Linked DNA regions of Mus musculus: regions 1 and 3 are each linked to region 2. Evidence: chromatin loops called from intact Hi-C (ENCODE). Cell type or tissue: left cerebral cortex. All regions are shown on one strand. Region 1 holds the start of Lrrc47 (leucine rich repeat containing 47). Region 2 holds the start of A430005L14Rik (RIKEN cDNA A430005L14 gene). Region 3 holds the start of Trp73 (transformation related protein 73).

What was found. Hi-C counts contacts between places; a loop is a spot of excess contacts. Peaks named below come from ENCODE experiments on the same cell type or tissue, not always from the same donor. Only the 100,000 strongest peaks of a DNase experiment are listed, where the experiment ranks them.
Region 1: a loop joins it to region 2, with 2.5 times the contacts of the local background. A loop is called at or near these places in 5 of 42 quality-filtered maps.
Region 3: it touches region 2 in a loop (2.1-fold over the local background); 4 of 42 quality-filtered maps call a loop at or near these places.

Annotation. Positions count from the first base shown.
Region 1 is chr4:154,007,373-154,015,372 of GRCm38, forward strand. Lrrc47 (leucine rich repeat containing 47) reads left to right here and starts at 4,431. Exons shown (of 7, transcript NM_201226.1): 1 at 4,431-5,064. The coding sequence starts at 4,444. Gm31566 (a long non-coding RNA gene) reads right to left here and starts at 3,889. Exons shown (of 8, transcript XR_391010.4): 1 at 3,023-3,889. It also overlaps a transcript of Cep104 not described here. In left cerebral cortex, a CTCF peak has its summit at 4,352; DNase peaks (open chromatin) are centred at 690, 980, 4,339 and 5,209; H3K4me3 peaks cover 2,285 bases; H3K27ac peaks cover 2,080 bases.
Region 2 is chr4:153,953,738-153,961,737 of GRCm38, forward strand. It overlaps A430005L14Rik (RIKEN cDNA A430005L14 gene), which reads left to right and starts at 3,500. Exons shown (of 4, transcript NM_175287.4): 1 at 3,500-3,585; 2 at 6,012-6,125; 3 at 6,794-7,255; 4 at 7,753-8,000. The coding sequence starts at 3,571. The coding sequence ends at 7,854. In left cerebral cortex, a CTCF peak has its summit at 3,199 (motif pointing right); DNase peaks (open chromatin) are centred at 3,407, 3,936 and 6,062; H3K4me3 peaks cover 1,542 bases; H3K27ac peaks cover 1,091 bases.
Region 3 is chr4:154,138,359-154,146,358 of GRCm38, forward strand. It overlaps Trp73 (transformation related protein 73), which reads right to left and starts at 1,517. Exons shown (of 14, transcript NM_011642.4): 1 at 1,465-1,517. Wrap73 (WD repeat containing, antisense to Trp73) reads left to right here and starts at 4,014. Exons shown (of 12, transcript NM_021499.2): 1 at 4,014-4,155; 2 at 6,885-7,037. The coding sequence starts at 4,087. In left cerebral cortex, CTCF peaks have their summits at 4,013 and 6,595 (motif pointing left); DNase peaks (open chromatin) are centred at 3,200, 3,964 and 4,562; H3K4me3 peaks cover 2,250 bases; H3K27ac peaks cover 615 bases.

The sequences.
Region 1 (8,000 bases), 54 kb after region 2:
GATGTTCCCTGGTTATCCTATGCACGCCTGACCACAGCCCACCTGCAAGCCTCAGTTTTCTTTATGACAAAATGAACACCTTCCACATCTGCCTAGCCCACAAAGACAAGTCGTACACACCTTGCTGGCCCAGAGCCTCCGAATCAGTTCTGTCACGTCCTGTGACATAACTGAACCCATATTCCCAAGTCCTTCATAGTGCCCACTCACAAGTGCTTCACTGAACAGTGACAGACCTCAGGACACAGCTGTCAGCAGCTCACCCGCCTGGAAACACCCATGTCCTCGTTCCTCCTGTCACTGAAGGATGGGCCCACTCAGGGCCTGCACTGTTCCTACTTCCTGAGGTTTTCCTGCTGTCCCTTTGACATGTGTAGGATTGAGAAAATAAGTATTATAAAATTAGGGCATATTTCTTTAAAATTCCCAACCATGTGAAACAGAATCCATAAAAGTGTCCATGTGCCCGAGCAGCAAGCACCCTGAGTATCAACCCCAGGGACTCAGCCCTGCTTTTGGTAAACAGCTTCTACTGTGCTTGACTTAGAGTCAAGTGGAACAGGATCTGTGGGGAGGAGGAGCCGGTCAGAGAGTGGGCATGACTAAGAGCAAAGCACGGGCAGGGCGCCAAGGGATAATAAGGTGGTCCTTCAGGCCAGAGGTGCTGCCATTGTCTTCTGCCTGCCTTAAGTACAGACAATAATGCAAAGCAAACCTCAGAACCAGAACAGAGGGTGATGCCTGGAAAGGCTTCTGTGTGTTGTAACCTTGAGATACTGTAAAGCCCTTCATTTTTAGCCTGACCTGGTGGCTCACACCTGTACTCCGAGCACTTGGGAGGCTGAAGTTAGAAGCTCACCAGAGGTTCAAAGGAAGCCTGGGCTACAGAGTGAGACTCTGGCTCAAAATTAAAACAGTACAAAAAAGAATCCTTCGTTTTTAGCTCTCGTGTTTTGCCTATTACAGAATCATGAGTTTCTGCAGAGGTGACTGGCAGTACTGGCAGCCACCAAGCTCCACCTCACTGCTTGATTCAGGGAAGGAGCTGCGCACCCCCAGCCACTCACAATATCTAAGTGGAACACTCCTCAGAGCTTCACGTATGCTACAGTGTGGATATTTAATATTTATTTATATTATTTTCATAAAAGATTCTATTTAATTTAAAAGAATTGTGTCATATCTAATACTAGAATACAGATGTAAATACCTTTAATGAAAATTTGCAACTTTTTAATGTTTTAACATAGTTTTCTATTTGTCTTTATTTCAGGTATAGAATAATATATTTTTATTGTTGCTGTTTGAGGGTTTATGTGCTAATTTGCCTTGAGTACACTAATACAGTAAAGAGCGTTCAGTGTCATGTCACTTTTATTACCCATCTTTAGCCTGGCTTTGCTACGTTGTGGGCTTGTCCTCTTTTCGCCCTTTATCCCCCCAGTCTCGTTTCCTTCACTAGATAGGAGAGAGTGGATAGAAGGATGTGTGTGTTTGAGAGAGAGAGAGAGAGAGGAGAGAGAGAGAGAGAGCCCTGAGTCTAATCTCTTTCTTGTTTCTTCTTTGAGCATGACTCCTAACAAACTGCAGCCAGCCCCCTTGAATGACCAGCAACCACTCACCCCATTTTCTCCAGGCCCCTAGCATTTATACACCCTCTGAAAAGTCCCCAGAATTCCAAATGTCACACAATCGCAGAAACTATCTGCAGCTGGCAAAACCACACCTCTGCTAGATCACGAGGCAAATGATAGTCAGCTGCTGCAGACAATCTGAAGCAGCCCCATGTCCCCACACCTGGGACTGGAACAAAACCATATTCTTAATACTATTTCTCTATGTGTGTGTGTGTGTGTTTTTTTTTAAGAAACCAAAATTTCAGAGTTGCCACCACAGTTTCTACATACACTTTTTTTTTATTATATTCTTTATATGTGTGCTTTGCACCACATGTGTGCCTGGTGCCCCTGGAGGTCAGAAGAGGGCATCAGATCCTCTGGGACTGGAGTTATAGGTGGTTAGGAGGTACCATGTAAGCACTGGGAGTTGAACCCAGGTCCACCGCAAGAGCAACAAGCGCTCTTCTTAACCACTAAGCCGTCTCTCCAGCCCTGCAGATCTAACTATGCAGCCCTGGCTGTCGTGGAGCTCATGGTGTAAACCACACTGGCCCTGAACTCAGAGATCCACCCACCTCTGCCGCCCAGTGCTGGAATTAAAGGCAAGCACCCCTATGCGCAACTCACAGTTGTAATTAAAAAGCAATTATAGGGCTGGAGATGGGGCTCAACTGGCAGCTTGCCTTCCCGGTGTGCACAAAACCCTAGGATTGATGATCTCCCAGCATGTTAGGGATCTCAGGGTCCAAGGCATCATTTGGCGATAAGTGAATTACAGGCTAGCTTGGGCTACATGCAGCCCTACCTGGAAAGGGGGTGGTCATTGGTAAGAGTAGTTCTGCCCTTGCTTTTGCTGAGGAGAGAGAAAGGCTTGGGAGAGCAGGTCTCTAAAATAGTGTTTAAAATGAGCTTATTATCCATGAGCAGAACGGAGAATTCACTCAGTAAGATAACTGAATCCTGGGTTTCTCCAGCTGCTGGGCAAGGGCCGCATTTCACAGTTCTGCCAGAATAAGTTGTTTACTGCCAAGAAGCTGAAAGATGCTTAGGTATGTACAGAACACCGAATTCATCCCGGAGAATGAATTCACACAACACCTTGTGTCTTCTCAAGCTACAAGTACTGGAAGAGCTCTGACCAAAGATCACATAGAGGGCTCTGACCAAAAAGGGGTGGGGGGAGACTTTCAAGGTAAAGTCAACAAAGACGTCGTGTCTTCCAGAGACCTCTTACACTCAGTTCACTTCAGGAACAGTTAGTAAAAGAGCAAACACCACACCTTCAGCCCAGTCTAAAACCCAAGATGGGGAGAGTATAATTGCTTCTGAATATACAACAGCACTTCCCAATGCTGCCTTGGCAAGTTAGTTCCCACTGGCTTCCCACACCACAAAGGCTTCACCTTACAGTCCTGTTGCGCCGAGGTCTGGTACAGGTCTTCGTAGGCTAAGACACGCATGAGGTCCATTCCTTCCTGGCGGAGAATCCATTTGCTTGTCTTTTCCAAATCTCTGTGGCTGTCTCTGTAGCAACTCCAGTCTGAAGCTGTCACTGTTCATCTTTCTGCTCCCTTCTCTCCTGCTTCTCTTTTAAAGACCCGTGATGGTGTGTGGGGCCTTCCTATTTGCATGGGTTATGCTCTACATAACTGCAGCCATCCTGAGCCATAAGCACCACAAGTGTCTCCTGCCCCCAGTCACCCTGGCTGGGTTTTCCTGCATAGTTCCTAGCAAGCCACAAATAAGATTATTAATCATAATCCAGGCTCCACAGATGTGCCTGCCTTCTATACTATCTTAATGCCAAGTGCATTCCAGTTGCAATGCAGTGAGTTTGTCCTGGCCCATTACTTCTAACCACAGGGCCTCATCCTGGAGCATTAATTAGTACCTATGGAAACGTGTTAGCTCTGTCTTCTAAGGAAGACCGAAGATAAAACAACTTCAACCTCTGCGACTACCTTACAAAACCAAAACATAAGGTGGTTGGATCACACCCTGGCCCGGGACTGCTCCAACCCCCAGTACTGGGGATTGAGCCTTAGGCTGACATGTTTCTACCAACTGGACTACCTCTTGTTGCCTGTCCCAAGGCTTATGTACCTTGAAGACAAACCTGGGGACGGGGGCGCTCTGGAGCCCTTTATCTTTTTTTCCCCCTTGTTCCAGTATACCATATTAATTAAATCTTTCTTGTTGCCTGTTTTATTATTTTTTAAATATGGTCTCAGTCGCCCAGGTTGACCTCAAACTTGCTATAAAGTCAAGCTCCTTTGTTTGTGTTTTGTTTTGTTTTGTTTTTCGAGACAGGGCTTCTCAGTATAGCCCTGGCTGTCCTGGAACTCACTCTGTAGACCAGGCTGGCCTCAGAAATCCACTTGCCTCTGCCTCCCAAGTGCTGGGATTAAAGGCACCACTGCCCGGCTAGTGAATTCCTTCCTTAACCTTAACCCTCGACCAGCTGAGCGCTTGGGATGACAGGTGTGTGCACCACCATGCCCCATTTACACTGTGCTGGGAATCAAACAGAGCTTCATGTATGCCAAACAAGCGCTCTACTAACTAAGCTACAACCCCAGAATAATCGTGTCTTTAGTTGGTATCTGGGGGGTGGGAAAGGTGACCACCTAACCTGTGGGACTCCACGCAGCCACACTACACAGCCAGTGTGAAGCTGAGGCTAAAAACAGAGCCGCCCCACACACCCGTCCCACAAACCCCTTGCGTCCAGACTCTCTGGCGAGCGCGTGTTCTCTCTATGGTCATTTCCGGCTCCCGCCGGAAGTGTGGCGCCGCACTCCGGAAGCGGCGCACGGGCGGCGCGATGGCGGCGGCGGCGATGGCCGTGTCCGAGGCCTGGCCGGAGCTGGAGCTGGCCGAGCGCGAGCGGCGGCGCGAGCTGCTGCTGACCGGGCCCGGGCTGGAGGAGCGGGTGAAGGCGGCGGGCGGGCGGCTTCCGCCGCGGCTCTTCACGCTGCCGCTGCTGCACTACCTGGAGGTGAGCGGCTGCGGCAGCCTGCGCGCGCCGGGGCCCGGCCTCGCGCAGGGCCTCCCGCAGCTGCACAGCCTGGTGCTGCGGCGCAACGCGCTGGGGCCGGGCCTGAGCCCCGAGCTGGGGCCGCTGCCCGCGCTGCGCGTCCTCGACCTGTCCGGCAACGCGTTGGAGACGCTGCCGCCCGGCGAGGGCCTGGGCCCCGCCGAGCCCCCCGGACTACCGCAGCTGCAGAGCCTCAACCTCAGCGGCAACCGCCTGCGCGAGCTGCCCGCCGACCTGGCGCGCTGCGCCCCTCGCCTGCAGAGCCTCAATCTCACCGGCAACCGCCTGGACGCCTTTCCCCCCGAGCTCTTCCGGCCAGGAGCTCTGCCCCTGCTCAGTGAGCTGGCAGCTGCCGACAACTGCCTGCGGGAGCTCAGCCCAGACATCGCGCATCTTGCCTCGCTCAAGGTCAGTGGGACCCGAGGGGAGGGAGACGCGCGCCCTGCTGTCCCTCCTTGGAGGATGTCTTTGCCCCCGCAACCGGTCCGTCTCCTCTCAGTTCTCAGACCTGCGAGCTCAGAGGTCTCTGGACGTGTGGCAGTTTAAAAGTTGCTATCAATGTTAGACTTCTCATGTGGGAAGAAATTCAAGAGCAGAGAGCCAGGTGTGGCGCGCGTGTGTGCGTGTGCGTAACTGATTGGGTTTCCAAATGGCGGAGCGTCCAGACAAGGCACAAAATCACGCATAACAACAGCCTTCAGTGGGCGGGATCATGGCTTCCGTTTTATAGAGAGCCGAAGTGCTTACCCAAAGCCAACAGCACACCTAGAGTTTTCTTCGGGGCTGCCTTGTGTAAGAGATTGGCTTCTTTGTGGTCCCAGGCTCCCGTTGTGCCTGACGCCCACCAGGTGCTCATTGTGTGTTGAGTGAGGGGTGAGAAGGCAGAAGATGCAAAGCCACAACCTGACCTGACTCCACTCTAGGATCTCCACAGTCCAGTCCTGTCATCTGGCCATGTCAGTTCCCCTACCACACCCCCTCCATCACACCCCCTACCCTTTGTATTCTTGGTAGCGCCAGCCTGTGTGTCTTCTCATCCTTGAGTTTATGCAGCCCTTTCCTAATGATGGATTGGCAAGGAAATTTGCTCTTGAGAGATCAGAGCTCACCTTGCTAGTATTCGTGTGTGTGTGTGTGTGTGTGTGTGTGTGTGTGTGTTTAATTAAGACACCTGTCCCTCCCTCCTCGCTCTCGCTCTTGCTTTCTCGGGGTGGGGGTGTGGAGAGATAGGCCAGCGAGTCTACAAGATGATACTCCCTGAGGTACCTTGGCCCTCTATGTTACAGGTGTCCCCATGGCTTGGGTATGACACAGGCTGTACACTGTTCTGCCTTCCTATGTAGTAGATATATTGGTTTGCCAGAAGGCTGATGACTGTTCAATATGGTGCATGTCTTTGTATCAGCCATTGACGTGCTGTGGTTTCTGAGACTGAAGCCCCTTGCATGTGTCTCACTTGGCCCTCACCACCATGCTGTGATCCCTTTCCCAGCAGAGGCAGCCCTGGTTGTCACTGTACTGGCTGGGGTTTGTGTTCTCCTGGAAGTTCTGATGTAAGGTGTTGAGCGTATATACCCTGCAAGGCATACAGCCGGCCAAGCACAGCAGTCCCGTGGGCACTGGGAGGAGGCTGGCACATCCGCCCTGCTTCACCTTTTGGTGGTATTGCCTCTCCCCCCCTCCCCCCGGAGGGCCCAAAAGGCTTCACGTCTGTGCTTGCCCATCACACCTTGGACCCTGGCCCCACTCCCATGACAAGGTTGCCGCTCTAGGCACTGAGGGCTGGGTAAACATGGGCAAGCATCACCTTTCTCACCAGGACGCTTCACCCTGTGTCTCTGTGTGGCAAGACCCACCTGCCTCTCTTCGACTCACTCTTCACCTTTGCTGCTGTCCTCACAGGGCCCCAGGGAGATGCTCAACTGGCATTGGGATTGTTGCTTCCTGCTCTGACCCGCCCTTGTCAGATGGTATCCCTGGAAGATCCCCTCCCTAAGGGCTCTTTCTGAGGCTCAGCCCCACCGCTGCCCCCTTCTGCGTATTTCTCCCCCAGGTCTTCAGTAGATTGCATCTTAACAGTGGGAGCAGAAGCATGTCATTCAACCCAGTGTTTGACAAGTGTGTTTTGATCCCACTGTAGTCAAGGGAGGGCATTTTCACAGAAGTCCTTCAAGGGAGTACAGAAGCTCAGAATCCACAGAATTACAGACAGGCTGTTGCAGACCTACTGTCAAATAAGGCCCATGTCATCGGTCATGCTTTTGGAGAGCTAGGTCCTCTGGGCTGGTGACCTCACAGGGTTGGGAAGAAAGTTTGCTAGTCTGGCTCAGACACCGCCCCCCCTTACTTGGTTCCTGATAATGTCACAGTGGTCCTCAGAGTAGTTACTTGGGAACCAGATAGGTCCTGAAAGGGTAGGCTCTGCCTCCAGTGGAAGTGGATCTGTGAAGACCTGGTGTTGGGCGTGGCATGGGGTACAGATCTGAGACCCAGACTCATCTGAGGCTGATGACTGCACCATAGAAAATGCCAGTCCAACTTTATGTGGCAGGTCGCAGTGAGAGTCAGCACACCGAGACACCTGATGAGCTTGCTCCTGGTGACTCCCCTGCAGGGTAACCTGCCTTGCATTCACCTATCAGGCATTGCTGTTATCTGGCCTCTTCCCCACAAGGGCCGGGTCCCTCCTTTTCATGCTTTTCTCCTTTAGCTTTTATAGTTGTCCTCTGCCTCCTGAATTCCTGCTATACCTTGGTGGTATGGACAGAGCCCCTGTGTCCTGTGTCTTCTCCACACCAAGTAGCCTGATGGCTTGATTCCTTCTCACTTGCTTCAGAGGTAGAGGCTGAGCAGCTGCACCATCCAGAGAGACGTGTGTCATAGCAGTCAGGCCTGTACGGCCATCCTCGTTCCACACCCAGGTTCCTAGGACTCAACTGCCACAGATTGTGTCTGAGAGCAGAGGTGTCACCTGTGGTCGCTGTAGACCTCTCCCTGGTTCCTCCAGAGCGGTGCTCGATATAAGAGCAAAAAATAAAGCAGACCAGAGTCCCCACCACCTGAGAAAGGGATGTTTATGGTTATAGGGCTGCACACCCTTCCACTGCGTTGAAAGCAGCACATTTGTCTAGCGGCAGGGAGCTCTTTCCCACAGACCCCTGGGCATTGTGTGTGTGGTATGAACACTACTACCTCTTTCCAGTCCACCCTCATCTTATGAAAGACAGCAATGGGGCCATGTACCCCTGGTGATGTCATGCTTGGTGTGGGGACAGGGTTTGTTGGTATCGCTCTTTTTTGTCATTACATTGAAGCGATAGCTGGACACCATTTGGGGAGCCTGT
Region 2 (8,000 bases):
AGCTATTCCCTATGCTTGTCTACCCCCCTTGACTAAGGCAAAACTTATCTTTGACTTTGAAGCAGAAAAATATTTCACAGCAAGCCAGTATGAATCAGAATTGATATGTATTAAAAAAGACATTTTAGATATAGATTTTAAGTTCAAAAGTGGAGAGAAAGAACCAGGATTAGAGAGAGAATCGGGCAAACTTCTCTGAGAGTCTCATTATCTTTTAATAATTATATACAGGCCTGGCATGATAGGGTTTGTAGCTATTGTCTTTAAGGAGTTCCTAGGGAACTGAAGTAAGATTAGAGGTGGTTCCCGAGGGGCCTCTGATGAGACTTATTAATACGGTAAAACTCTAGGTCAGAGATAAGCAGAGTAGTAGACTGTCTTTACTGTAAACAAATTAAATTGACTTCATAGACTCTACCAAATCAAAAACAAACAAACAAACAAACAAACAAGCCAGGCAGTGGTGGTACACGCCTTTAATCCCAGCACTTGGGAGGCAGAGGCAGGCAGATTTCTGAGTTCAAGACCAGCCTGGTCTACAGAGTGAGTTCCAGGACAACCAGGGCTACACAGAGAAACCCTGTCTCGAAAAACAAACAAACAGCAAACATACAAAAACAGGAAAAGGAATAAAACCCTTCCTAAGGTCATGCAAACCCAGGCCTTCAGCTTGATTTATTGATAATTTAACACAAGGTATCATATACGAAGGGAACATTAAATCTGTGTGTCTTAGTTAGGGTTTTACTGCTGTGAAAACACACCATGACCAAGGTAACTCTTATAAGGACAACATTTAATTGGGGCTGGCTTACAGGTCAGAGGTTCAGTCCATTATCATCCAGGGAGGAGCATGGCAGTGTCCAGGCAGGCAGGGTGCAGGAGGAGCTAAGAGTTCCACCTCTTGTTCCTAAAGCAGCTATCAGTATGCTGTCTTCCAGGCAGCTAAGATGAAGGTCTCAAAGCCCACTCTCACAGTGACACACCTACTCCAACAGGACCACACCTCCTAATAGTGCCACTCTCTGGGCTGAGCATATACAAACCATTACACTGTCACCAGCTATCACAGGAAATGTGTGCAGTACTGGGTTCCCTTTCTCGCTGTCAAGAGGCTTCAGACTCCAAGGGGCTCCTCTTCCTTCTAATGTCCCCGTACTCCCCTCTGCCTTTGCATCCTGCCTTAAGAAGACATGGCAGGCAGCAAGGGAGAGTCCCTCGTAGAGTCAGCAAGGCCCCACCCAGGGCCTACTGTGGGTGCCTGACAGGACCTCAAAGGCCTCATCCTTAATATTGGTCTTGATTCTGGAAGCAATGAGGGAATCAGAAGAGCTCCAGCCAGCTCCTGGGCAGAGATCCATCCTGGCATACATCTTCAGTGACCAGGCCAGAGGGAAGGTGGTCCAGATGAGCTCTCCAGTCCAGAGTGCTGGCTAGATGTGCCTGATAGGAGTACAAAGTCAGGATCACCCAGGGAAGCAACTGAGGAACATCATTCTCATCCTATCTGCGAGCGAGGAAACAAGACAGTATAGCCATGTTCAGTGGGAGAACTTGTTCCTACTCGTTTCTATTGCAGAGAACATGGATTCGGTTCCCAGCACCCACATGTGGCTAGCACACATCCATAACTCCAATCCCAGGGAACCCAGAGCCATCTTATGACCTCCAAGAACTTCAGGCACAAACGTGGTGCAAACACAGATGCAGGCAAAACACACTTAACAGTAAAGTAAAATAAGGTAAATTTTAAATAGAATCAAAGCAAACCAAGGCCATGAGGCTTTGGGGGTGTTAGCCGTGAAGCAGTACGTCTCCTGACAGACACCAACCCCAAAACCCGATAGAAGCAGGAACTGGCTGCTCCTGAGCACACTGAACAACAGAGAGAAATCACTGTCCTTGCTTAGAATTAACCACAGTGACGACCTGGCAGGTTCCTTGTGTCACGGCGCATGCTGGTTTTTAATGGCTGGCTGCGATTATATTAATTTCCTTTCCAATGGATTTCCTGCCAGTCACACATCTGCCAGTCCCCTTCCAAGTGTCGTGAGAAGTAACGGTAAAGATGCATGAGGCTGAGGAGGAGGGAACACCAACCAGGAAGGTGAGCAGAGGGCACCAGCATGCTGAAGCGGCAAGGTGCTTGGCTCCCTGCCCAAAGCCTAATCTCCCAGCAGCCTGATCCATCCATCTGTAATACTTAGAGGGGCTTTTCTAAAGACAGAGGAGCCTGTGCAGCTCTGCAGTGCAGACGGTATCTTTACATGCTTGTCTCCTTTTTATTGCACTGAAGAGAGGAGTGGGCTTGGAGAGAGGAGCAGGCTTGGAGAGAGAGAGGAGTGGGCTTGGAGAGAGCTGGTCAGGCAGAGCAGAGGACAAGGACTTCCAGGATGTAAGGGAAACCAAACCCTAGAGCAGTTTACTCTCTGGTCTCACCCTTAAGATGTCAAAACAGTGATGTCTGTCTGGTTCATTTTGTGAGTTCTGCGACCAGGGTTACCTGTCCAGGCTGTCCAGCAGGACCAGAGGCTGAGGCCAAAGGTTTCATGTGTATTTGAAGCTAATTATAATATTTATCATCATTATTATTGATGTGTTTATAAAAAGATAAAGACAGAAAGAATATGTCCTATAGGGGTGTGGTGAGGTTTAGAGGAAGGGAATGTCTCAGCGGGCCCATGCTGAGGCATCCCTTCCTCCTGAGGGAGCAGCCACACGATGGTATAGTATAGAATAGAGTTTATTCAAGGTAGACAGGAGTTAAGAGGGTAATTGAGGCAGAGAAAGGCAGAGAGAGGGAGAGAGTAGAGAAGTAGAGGCCAGCCATGGCTATGAGCACTTGGAGAGAGTGGAAAGGGAAGGGAATGGGGAAGGGGAGAGCAAGAGCAAGGAAGAGAAGCAAGAGGGAAGCAAGACTAAGAGAGGGAGGAGGGGACAAGCAGCCCCTATAAAAGTGGGTCAGGCCAGTTAACTGTGGGGAGGAGCATATTGTGGGTGGAGTTTAGACAGAATGCTAACAATTTGTTATTATATTTATTGAGATGGGGAGTAACTCGGGAGTGTCAGTAATTGTCAGAGGATACGTAGCAAGAGTCTCCTCTCTCTTCCCACCATAGAGTTCACACGTGGACTGTGAGGTGCCGGCAGATGGCAGAGCTAGGCCGGTCTAACGCCTCCCTCGGGGTGAAGGGGAACCCGAGCTGAAGGTGGCCTGAGACCCGAGAGCACAGGCCTGCAGCAAGGCAGCCGCCCTTCTCAAACATGGCGGCGACGGGGGTCCCAGGGATGTGCCCTTCCCAAACATGGCGGCCAAAACGGGCGGGCCTCCGCGCGAAGGAGACGTCCCTTTCCCAGCGTGGCGGGAACCTTGCCCAGCTTCCGGCGCTCCGCCCGCGGCTCGCCGTCCGTCGGGGAGGCGCGCGCTGCCCGCTCTGCACGCGGAGAGCACGTGACCTGGAGACGCCGGCCCCTGATTGGTGACGTGGCGATGACATCAGACGCCGCGCGCGCGCTCAGAGCCGCGCGATTGAGACTTGGCGGAGGAGCGTTAGGCCGGGGCGCTCACTCATGAGGAGCAGGAAGGTGAGGGGCCCCCGCAGGCGGGGTGCGCGCCGCCGAGCCGCACTCTCCCAGGGGAGCCGGCGGGGGGCGGGCGCCTCGAGCCCCGCCCCTGGGAGGGGAACCCGCACTCCAGGCACCTCCACCCGCCCCAGGCGCGGGGCTCCAGGCTCGCTCCCCGGGGTGAGGGCCACCGGGACCCGAGCTTTGCCCTCGGCCGTGCGGGCTACTGCCCGGGCTTCCTGGCCTCTCGCACTGCCCACAGATGGGCGTGCTGCAGCCGAGCGAGCTCAGCCAAGCCCCTGTGTCGTGTGTAACCTGGGCTGAGGGCGGGCAGTGGGACGGGAGCTAGGGTGACTGGGACCTAAACCCCGGCTGCAAAGGGTCTCTGGCCGAACGAGCATGGCAGGGACAGTGAGTCCCTTAGCCTGAAGTGTGTCTGCCCTGCACCGCTAGCCAAAGTCCAGGCTGACGTCCCTGCCTCTTGCGTTGCGCAGACGTTTGTGTGTAGCGAGGCTGACAATAACTGTTCCCCGTGTCAGTGGTCATGGTTGCTGCCCCTCCCTTGCATAAGGAGACTTTATTAAGGTTTAATAGTTCCCCGCTGTGTTTTTTACTTCTTTGCGCGCCTCGGTTCCAGTGAGACACAGAAGGGTCTAACTCTTGTGAGGTTCTCTCCCACTTTCCGTTAGCTGTCTGTTGACAGTGCAGCCTTGCAATCCTTACTTTACCCTTTGCAGCCACTTCCTCAGGCCAGCAAGGGCCCCTCGGACCCTCCCCCTTTGTTTGTTCCTGCCTGTTGCTAGCACGTGCCTCTTTTGCCTGTTCAGAGAAGTATGTTTAAGATAATTTTATGTTAGGGACTTTCCTTGGGGGTCGAGGGTGCCCTTTGTACCTGGATTACTGATTGGGTCCTTAGCTTCAGCTAGAACTCCCGGTGGTTCTAAAGCAACACCCCCTCCCCCCTCCACACACACACCCATTTGCATCTGGAAATTCCTTTATTCTCACCTTCATCTTAGAGGACAGGTTTTCTGGGTATGGATTTTCTTAGCTGGCATTTTGTTTCGTGCAGGTAGTGATCTCACCGTGGTTCACATACTGTTTCTGCAGAATAAGCAGTTGTTTTTTACTGGTACCTCCAGGATGAGAACTGCCCCGGGAGGTGGCCTGGCCATGTGTTTATTATCCTCTCCCTCCTGTGTCACAAACTTCCCAGTCACAGGTTATTGTTTTCAACGAACAGGAGGCTTTCAACCATTCTGTCTTCAAATACTTTTTTCTGCTTTTTCTACTTTCTGGTTGTCCCTTACATGTATGTGTGCTGGTGTGTGAGTTAAGGCCAGCCTAGGCTACCTAGGAAGTTCTAGGTCAGCTGGGGCAATAAGATATGTGACACAGTTGTGTGTGATGGCAACAGGCTGTGACCCCAGCACTCGGGAGGCTAAGACAGATGTATTTTATATTCAAGACCTAGCAGAGTAACTTAATGAAATTGACAAAAAAGAAAAAGACAGGCAGGCAGGCAGAGGTGGGGCTGGGAGTGCATGAAACTCCCGAGCAGAGCAGCGTAAGCCAGGTGTGAAGCTCACATTTGTAATCCCAGCACTTGGGAAACACGGGCAGTTTCAGGAGGGCAAGGTTCTCATTAGCTTCACAGCAAGATAAGAGGCCAGCCTGGGACACATAAGACCCCATACTAAAAATAAAACGTAAATAAAGGTGGGCGAGGCCCTTAGCACAGCAGTAGAGTCTGCCTAGCACATAGTAGGTTATCCCAGAACAGCAACAACATCATCATCATGTAAGACCTGGGACTAGGGTAGGGTAGAGATATGAGTGCAGGAGCTGGTGTTTGTGTTTGTGTTACTATTGTCATGGGCTTTGACACCAGATAATTTGAGAGCCGTCAGGCAGTGGTGGCACATGCCTTTAATCCCAGCACTTGGGAGGCGGAGACAGGAAGATTTCTGAATTTGAGGCCAGCCTGGTCTACAGAGTGAGTGCCAGGGCTATACAGAGAAACCCTGTCCCAAAAAACCAAAACAAAACAGAGTTTGAGAGCCTTCCAAGAAAGAATGTGTACCCTTATTTGGAACACATTGGTATGAGTTTGTGTGTCCACTCAGTTCTGCTGGGTCTTGGAAACATACGTACCACAGCACACATGGAGGTCAGAGGACAGCTTACAGTTCTTTCCTTGCACTGTTTGGGTCCTAGCAGCTGAGCACACCCTTTCAGTCCTTGTGACCAGCTCCCTTTTCCACTGAGTCGTCTGATGCTCAACCCTGTGCCTAAGTGGACAGTTGGGTCAAACCAGCTTGGGGCATAGCCGTCTTTGCTTGTAGGTGAAGGACCATGGGTAGCTCAGGCACCAAGTGGAGGACCCACAACAGCTCTGGGCTGGCATTCCGCCATAAGCATGCTCTCTGAGCTTTACTCTTGTCTAGCTTACAGGTGGAGTGCGGTCCTCAGCACGCCTTCGGGCCCGGAGTTACTCTTCAGCCAGCTTGGCCTCTGCCAGGGACGTTACCAGCTCCACATCTGCTAAAACAACATGTCTGGTGAGCCTCATTACCAAGAACACCAAGGCTAAAGTTGTCACTCTAAGATGTGTTGTATGAAATAGAAGCTGCTGCTATGTATAGCTTGGGAGACGTTCCAGAGGCTGTGGCAGTGCTGTCACTGTTGTCACAGAGGCGTGTGCTTTGCCATACAGCTGATCTTCTGACCTTTGTGCACCATACGTGTGTGTGTGTGTAAGTGTGCTAGTGACCCAGGCACTAAGGCACGGCTTTGCCCAGCTGTGTGAGTCTTTTACCCGCTTCACTCCTGAAGCAGAGGGAATAGTCAGGCACAAGGCACGGACTCATGGTCTGCTGCACGTCCCACTGCAGCTGCCTAGTCGGGGAACCTCATCCCTATGTTGGTGCTTATGAGTTTGGCGGCAGGCACCTTCATGCTCTAAGCTTTCTTGCTTGTTCCTATGATGATTTTAAAGTAAGCAACCATGCACTTTAGGAAAGCAAGGCCTGGGAAAGCAGCTTGCTGGAGCGGTGCTCTGGAGTCCTCCTTGGCCTCTGATCTGCTCTGCCCCTTAGCAGCAGAACAGACTGGGACCAGTGGCTTAGGCACGGGTGTCTCTGGCGGAGGAATGGGAGCCTCTGGGACTGTGAGCCCTGTGCCTCTGCTAATGGGTCTGATTTTCTCTTACATTTTTCTTTCTTGGCAGGCTTCCTCATCACACAAAGCTACGGACAGACGAACTTCCAAAAAGTTCAAGTATGACAAAGGTCACCTTGTGAAGGCAGAATTACAAAAACTTGACCCTAAGAGTGACATTTCTTCTTTGCCAAAAGTGGCCCCCGTGGCTCCTTGTGAAAATAAGTTTGCGGAGGACAGTGCTGAGGCTGCTGTCTCTGTACCAGAGAGCAGAGAGCCGCCTCAGGGCTGCTCCACGCCTGCGAGTGAGGAACCCTCAGTAAAGGCTGAGAATGGCCTGTCCACAGAACCCAGCAGTGCCGCTGCAGCCCAGGAGCCCGATGACAGCTCTGCCGGACAGGCAGAGCCTGTGCCCAGGACAGAGGAGGTGCGGGCATCCGTGCTTCAGATGGACAGCAGCATCTTTCTAGATGATGACAGCAACCAGCCCATGCCTGTGAGTCGCTTCTTCGGGAATGTCGAGCTTATGCAGGTGAGTGTTGCCTCCTCCTGCCTCTCCTGCAGTGCCTGGGCACCAGACTGCAGCTCCCTGCTCCCACTCTATTGTGTACCCATGGTACACGAAACCAAGGTGAACATAATTGATCATGTTAATGCAAGGGGAAAAAATGAACTATGGTGTGTAACCCACATACACACATACACACACACACAGGCTCACAAGCTGGGAAGCAGCTCAGATGGAAAGGCTGAGAAGGTAGCGTCCCTGGCTTCAGCCCCCCCTCTGTGTCTTGGACCTCACACAAGGTTAGGAATTCAGATCTATGATTTCATGAACATGTGACCATGTCTGTTGTCATCTCTTGTTTGGAGTATAGCATCTTTCTTACCAAGGGACCTGTGCCTAGACAGATTTCCTGGGTCTGTAACAGGCCTGCTTTGCAGAGCCGGAGCGGACTGGCCAAGTATGAATGTGGATGCCCTGGCAATCTCACTTAAGACTGAAGTCATGCTTTCTTCCCCTCTAAGGATCTGCCACCAGCCTCTTCATCTTATCCTTCCATGAGCAGAAGAGAATTCAGAAAAATGCACTTCAGAGCCAAAGATGACGAGGATGACGCTGAGGGGTAGAGCTGCGGGCGCCTTGCAGCCGGTGTCAAGATTCTGTATGGCATCTTTCAGAGAACACGCTCTGAGAACAAGGTGGACATCAGTGTCACTGGCTGGCACAGACGCCCAGGCGCACCATGCTGGCACAGGGGGCTGGGCAGTGGAAA
Region 3 (8,000 bases), 180 kb after region 2:
TGACTCCATTTCGAAGATGGGTAAACTGAGGTTCTGAGGATTTAAGTAACTTGCTCAAGGTCCCAGGGCACAGAGAGTATTTGAACTCAGCATCTGACTTCTAATCCAGAATGTTGTCACACAGGGTGGCCATCAGAATGGGCAAGCCCTGCCTGTTCCACAGAGCCATCGCTAGAAGGACAACATTGCTCAGCATCCTGTCGTTAGTTACCTGTGCTTGATAGGCAGGCTCCCATAGGCCCGCCAGTAGCTCAAGACTAGTTAGTGGGTATGCAACACCTTTGAAACCGATTACCTGATTTTCAAAACTGCATACACAATCTATACAGTCATGGATGAGAAAATGTTAAATACTTATCTTTTGTTCACAAAGTAATGTTTTACATTTTTATTGAATAAATCAAAGGATGGGGGCGGGTGGGGGGCCGGGACAGCGTTTGCAACACACCAAGGATTCAGGATACATTTTGTCTCTGTTGAGTTTTTTTTCTAGAGCTAAACAGCAACACAAACAACGACCACGAAAACCAATCCGAGGCAGTGGAGCTCAGCAGGTAGAGGTGCTTGCTGCCTATCCTGGCCACTTGAGTAAATCTTTGAGACTGATAAAATGGAAAATGGGAATCGACTCCTAAAGATGTCCTCTGACCCGTGCACGACTCACACAGACACAATTTAACTTTTAAATGAAGAAAAACAACAACAACCTTCCCCCAAATATTGTTACGACCCAGGTCCCAAGTGCCCACTTAATTAATTAACAGACCTCAGCACATACAGGGAACCAAGTGTCTTGGGGCTCAGAAGTCAGAGCTTTTTTCCTGACACCACCACCCCCCCGCCCCCGCCCACGCACACATACGGGTGTGTATGTGGATAGGTGCCTACAGATGTTCTCATCTCTCAAGAGTGAGAAGGTGACAGCTGCCCAGTGGAGCAGGAGAGAGTGTGGGCTGCCCGGGTTCTCTACCTGGAAGACTAGGGAGGCTGGTGAGGCACCACAGTAAACTCATCACAGAACAGCAGTAACCCACCAGGACCCCACACCTTGGGACCAGCATAGAGGTTGGGCTCTAGTTGGCTTTCCTCTCTCTTAGTCTGCTTCCATAGCGGGACCTGAAAGGCCTTCTGCCTTACAGAGGTGGGGATTTGCATTCCTTGTGAGGTAGGATACCCACGCACCTCCCAACTTCCCCTATTACCAGACCCGAGCCCCAGAATCTCCGGGTATGGCGACTCCTTGCCACCTGTAGTGGACAGTGTGGGCAGGAGGCAGGTCCATGGGTTGCCGAGGTGCCAACTGCTTCTACTCCTAGCCTCACTCCGGCCGGCCCCTCCTGCCACTGACGCGGAGTCCCTGGGGCCGTTCACTCGGCTAGCACCCGGGCAGCCGCACACCCGAACTCCAGCCTCGGAGCCTCGTGCGAAATACCTGGCCCTAGCTCGGGTCCCAGAGCTGCCTACCTGCTCCGGGCCGGGCGTCGGCGTCGGCGAGGGCTGGGCTGCAGCGTTGCCTCCTCGCCTGGATGCGGGACGGCGGGTTATAAGGGTGCGGAGCAGGGAGGCGGCGGCGAGGGGACTGCCGCAGGCTTAGCGCCTTTCTTGGCGGACCGGCGGGAAGGCAGCGCGGGCACTCAGCCGTGGCGGGAGGAGGGCCGGCCACCCGGGCCCCTGGCTCCCACGCGCGCCCCGCCTCCCCAGCTGGCTCTGCCCGAGTCGGGGTCTGGGCCCCGCTCCTCCCGCCTCCTTCCCGCCGCCGCTTGGCGCGCGTCGCCCAGCTAGCCCCAGCGGGGTCTCCTCCTCCGCGGGGCCCGCAAGCTGGTAGCCGGAGTCTTGGTCGAAGCGGGACCGGACCGCGACCTTTGGCGGGGCTCAGGGCGCCAGGAAGGGTGCGCAGGCGCCGAGGGGGTGGACACAGGGCGCCCGACGCCCTGTACTCCCTCTGACTCTCTCCTCCGCCTTCTCCCCAGATGCCCATCTACCCCGATCCCCCTCGCTGCCCTTACTGTCCTAAGCCTGCAACCCAGGGGCTCAGGAGTGCCCTCAGCGGGGTGGCTGCGCCTCTTCCAGGGCTCGCCCCGGCCTGAGAAAACCGAGAGGACCGACTGAAACTGAACATTGAAAGCCCCGGAGGAGAACCGTTGTCGTTCGGCCAGCACCAGCGGGGTTCCGTCTCTGAGAACGGCTCGAAGCCCCCCTCGATTTGCCTGGCAGAGACCACAGCCCGCCTGGAAAGAGGGTCGAGCGCAGACCCTCTGGGTTGGACTCTTCAAAGTCCAGCCAGAAGTTGCGCCTCCTGATACCTACACACCCCGGGGGCCACGGCCTGCAGTCCGGGTTTCCTAGCCCAGGGTATCAGAGTCTTTCCTTGGATTGGTGTGCTAGGCGATGCCCAACGGATGCCCACAAACTGTGCACATAGAGCGGCTCGGAGTTAGTCAGGGGACTCTTCTCTGGCTCAAGAAGTCTTCTTCACCACCCGCCATCTCCCCTCTGGGCAAGTGAGCGGTCTCCGGTGCCCTCATCTACCACGCAGACCCGTAGTCTGGCGCACAGAAGGAGTTGGGTCCTTGTGGGACCCCTTAGTGGCACTGCAGAGTGGTCCTTGCCCAAGGTGTTCCCACATGCCCTGGAAGTCGCTTTAGTGCAGCTAGTGGCGTTGCAAGGGAGGTGGGTTGGAGCAGACCGAATCTCTCTCGAACTCGAAAGCCTGACCTGGTGTTAGGCCAATAGCTACGAGGAGTAATTATTTGCGAGCTGCAGATTAGAGACAAAGATGAATACCAAGCAAGAGTTTGGGACTGGTTGGGAACAGAAAATGCCAGGACGCTGGCCGCGCACTCTGCAGATCCTCTCCGAATGGTGCAAGCACCGCCATTCATTCATTCATTCATTCATTCATTCATTCATTCGTGGAAATTAGATGCAGCGGTGCGGAAGAGACTGGGAGCTATGAGCTGGACCGAGCAATACTAGATTCCGGTCTTTCAGAATTCGGAACTTAGCTCCAAAGGCAGTGGCTGAGCCTTAAGTGATCCTCTGAAGCTTTGGGTGCAGACAGGAACATCCAACCTCCCGAATGACACCGGAATGGGGAGCCTTGTGGGGCACAGGACGCGGGGTGCTGCGCGAGGGAGGGAGCAGAGCGCTTTGGGGAGCGATCCTGGTCTGAAGTCCAGTTGGTGCTGTATTCTACGTGCCCACCGAGGCTGCCGTCCCGGGTACCGAGCCACACCTCTGAATCAAGTCCACACTCTAACTAGAACCTCCAAAAAGGTGAGGCGACCCACGAGATCCACATGCCTTCGAATTCGTTCCGCCACAGACCTGAGAAGCACTTGAACGTCACGAGGTCACGCTGCAGGTGGTCGCTCTCAGGAAAACCTCAAAGCAAACCTATATTTATACTTATACGTGGAAAATACTTTGCTTTGTTCTGTTTGAGAAAGGGTCTCACGCAGCCCTGCATAGCCTCCAACTCTATAGGTAGCGAAGGATGCCCTGAACATCTGCGTCTCTGGTTTCAGGTGTAGGATTTTTTTTTTTTTTTTAATGCAAACCATCGTGCGGGGTTTATGCGATGCTGCGGACCAAAACCTGGGTTTCATATATGCTAAGCAATCATTTTGCCAATAGAACCGCACTCTCAGCTCCTGTAACAAAAAATTTGTTATCTACTAAAGAGGTGTATCGAAATACGACTATATACTTACACATAAATACGCATTTACATGTAAATAAATGTATGTTCACAAGTACAGAGGTCTAGTTACAACCTGAATTTCAGATAAGGGAGTCTTTTAGTCTAAGTATGCCCCGGGTAACTTTTGGGAACATATTTATTTTGTGATTTATCTGAAGTCAGAATTCAGCCTTCCGTTTCGGGATTTGCAGGGAGATCCGCTATAGCGCAAAGGCGCTCAGCCCCTTTAAGACTCAAACTCGGACTTCCCGCCCCACAATGCCGCGCGGCCGCTTGAGGCTCCCATTGGCTGCTGCTCGCTTCCGCCCCTGTACTTCCGGCCGCTGCCTGGGGCGGTTGCGGGAGGTACTTCGGAGCCGGGCTGGCCCGGGCTGGCCGTGGCCATGAACTTCTCGGAGTCATTCAAGCTCTCGGGCCTGCTCTGCAGGTTCTCCCCGGACGGCAAGTACCTGGTGAGCTGCGGCGCGCTGGGCGGAACCTAAGTGTGGGCGCGCGACTTGTGCACGGGGCCGGGGCGGGCCGAAGGGGGGCGGGAAGGGGGCCCGAGCCGGGCGGCCGCGGGGACTCAGGCTGGACTTAGGGGGCGGGGTGGGAGGTGGGAGAGGGAGGCAGGCAGAGGGGTTTCAGCCCAGATGAGGGAGAACCAGATGATTAGAGAGAACGAACCTGAAGCCGAAGAGGGATCCAGGCCAGCCAGGCTGGGGGATCCTGGCAGGTGACCAGGGTGGAGAAAGAGGACGTGGAGCAGAGTGGGGATGGAGTTGGGGTTGCTATTCTGGCAGGTGGTCAGGGTTAGGAAGGAGGTCTTGGAGCAGGTGGCCAGGGCTGGGTGGGTGCCAGGCTCCCGGCTCCAGTTTCCCTTCATCAAAGTTGGATAAGATGACTCTGCTTTCACACATTTGAGGGCACAGGGGATGGCAGCTCATTGCTATTTTGTATGTTTTCTGTGAGCGAGCTGGTTAAACGGGGCCCTCCTTTGTGAAACTCGTCATAAGCAAATGGTTTAAATAACTAGCTTTCATTGCCAGGGTTGGATGTTAGCTGTCTATTCTTTGGGTGGCAGAATAGTGTTCAGATGGGTGTTTCAAGGTACGCCAACATGACCATTGTGCATTTGTAGAAGGCTGACGTTAGGAAGCCATCAGGGAAAACTCAAGTCTTATTTTAAAAAACTGTGGTTCCGTGCCAGTCGGGTAGCTTGGCTAGTAACGGTACCTGCCACCAAACCTGATGACCTGAGTCCCAGCTCTAGGACCCACTTAATGGAAGGAGAGAACTGTCTCCTGCATGTTGTCCTCTGGCCTCCACATAAGCCGTAACTAGTGCCTGACCCTTCTCACATACAAATGCAATCCTAATTTTTAACAAGTTTTCTTTGATTAATCTATCATTCTCTTTTTAACTGACTGATACCATTGATTGATTGATTGACTGATTGACAGGGTTTCTCTGTAGCTCTGACCAGGTTGGCCTTGAACTCAAAGATCTGCCCCTTGTCTCCTGAGTGCTGGGATTAACGGAGCATGCCACCATGCCTGGCTGTCTTGATTCTCAGTTCACACCCCTGCTGTGTTTGTCCAGGCTTTTGAGACATCCTTTACCCTCCTTATACACATCATCCTAACAATGTAGGAAGTGTCAGGGTAGGACCTGCTTAGCAGGGAAAGGTACTGCCATGCAAGCCCGAGGACTTGAGCTCCGGCTCGGGAACCCACGTAAAGGTGGGAGGAGACCATCAGCCTCGCACACATTGATACATTTTACCTTTTTCCAAGTGCCTCCAGAGACTAAGGTTGCTTTACGGTTCTGAAAGTCTCAGTGAACAGCAAAGAAGTTGCATTTGGGTTAGCTGATATTTGTGCTTGCCGCTCATCAAAATATCGTGGAGCTCTTAATAATTGTTTCTTTCAAGTTTTGTCCTAAATCCTGAGCAGAGCGAGTCCATGTTTCCAGTGTTGGTGTCTTAAGTGATTCCTAAGGAATCCATTGTAACAGGTTACTGCTCACCAAACTCTAATGTGAGAACACAAGCCCTTTGATAGGTCCTCCTTCTGATCTGCACTTGCCCTCTTGCTCTCTTTCCACAGAAGACAAATGTGGCTTCATTAAAAAAAAAAGAGTCTGTGTGTGTGTGTGTGTGTGTGTGAGTGAGAGAGAGAGAGAGACAGAGACAGAGACAGAGAGACAGAGATAGAAACAGAGAGATGCTACAACACACGTGTAGAGGGCAGAGGACAACCCCCAGTGTTATTCCTTACCTTCCACCTTGTTTGAGACAAGGTCTCTTGCTCTTCACTGCATAAAGCAGGCTAGCTGGCCCACATGTACCTGCCTCAGCCTCCCCTCTGCCTCCCCTCTGCCTCCTCATAGAAACTAGGATTTTAAACAGTTTTTAGGATTAACACAGTTTTATGTGGCTTCTGTGCATCCAAACCTGTTTCTGAGGCAAGTGCAAGTTTTTGGCTTTTAGACAATGGCATAATATGCAAAGCTGGCCTCAGACTCAGAAAGTAGTTGAGCACCTCCCTAGTACAGTGATTACAAGTGTGCACCATCACTCCCAAGTAGTAAAAAAATACACACACACACACACACACACACACACACACAGGCTTTTTGAGACAGTTTCTCTGTGTAGCCCCAGCTGTCCTGGAACTCACTCAGTAGAGGGAGGCTGGCCTCAAACTCAGGGATCTGCCCACCTCTGACTTCTGAGTGCTGGGATTAAAGGAGTGCACCACCCCCATCTTTAAATTTACTTGTACAGATGGCTCAGCGGGTAAGAGCACTGACTGCTCACCCAAAGGTCCTGAGTTCAAATCCCCGCAACCACTTGGTGGCTCACAACCACCCGTAATGAGATCTGATGCCCTCTTCTGGTGCATCTGAAGACAGCTACAGTGTACTTACTATATAATAATAAATAAATCTTTAAAAAAATTTACTTGTACAAATTTGTGGGTTAGAGTATGATAATTTGGTTAATATATACTGTGTGGAACTTTTAAACTTTTGAATGCTCCACCTTTTATCTTTTTCTAACTCATTTTGCAATGAGACCCATAAGTTTTGGTCCACATGAAGCTAAGTGTGTCGAACAGGAGGGGAGGAGCTGGCCATTGAGGCAAGGCTCCCTGCTGTAGAAGAGATGCTATCCCGTGCTGTCTGCCTCACTTTTTAGGCTTCCTGTGTCCAGTACCGATTAGTGATCCGGGATGTGACGACCCTTCAGATCCTTCAGTTGTACACATGCCTGGACCAGATCCAGCACATAGAGTGGTCTGCAGACTCCCTCTTCATCCTGTGTGCCATGTACAGGCGGGGGCTTGTGCAGGTTTGTACCACCATGTATTAGTAGAGTGTATAGATGGGTGCTACATGTCTGTGGGCCTTGAACAGGCATGTGCCACTTACATATATGATGTGTGTAGGCAGGCACATGCCACATATACATAAGACTCACATAAGTGTGTCTCATGTGTAACTAACTGGTCTGGCGCTGTTTCTGTAGCAGAGTTAGAATTAGGAAACGTTTCCAGGAGTGTGACTAGGAAGGAGTCCAGGTGTTTGCACCCTTCTTTCAGGTTTAGGGGGAAATGCAATGAGACTCAAGGTTGCCTTCTTTTCTTATGTGTAATTTATTTATTTTATGTGCATTGGTGTTTTATCTGTATGCATTTCTGTGTGATGGTGTCAGGTCTCAGAGTTACCGATAGCTGTGAGCTGCAGTACGGGGGCTGGGAATTGAACGGGGTCATCAGGAAGAGCAGTCAGTGCTCTCGGCTGCTGAGGCATCTCTCCAGCCCCCAGATATGCTTTCTTTTAAAATGTAATGCTCTCTAATAGTTTAATCCAAACACTTTTGATGTGGAAAAACAAACAAACACCACCAAAACAGTAAATTGTTCTCAGTCTTTGAGCATGATTTTTCTTTTTTTTTTTTTTTTAAAGATTTATTTATTGGTTATATGTAAGTACACTGTAGCTGTCTTCAGACACTCCAGAAGAGGGCGTCAGATCTCGTTACAGATGGTTGTGAGCCACCATGTGGTTGCTGGGATTTGAACTCCGGACCTTCAGAAGAACAGTTGGGTGCTCTTACCCACTGAGCCATCTCACCAGCCCCGAGCATGATTTTTCTGAGCGGGAGGTATTTGCAATGGCAGTGGAACAACTTGGACAGGGTTCTAGGAAGTTCTAGAAGGTTCTAGAAGGCCGTGTTCCAGTATTCACTAAGCCTAACTAATGAGGTCACAGGGATGGGCACATGAGCAGACCCTTCAAAGGTGCACTGCAG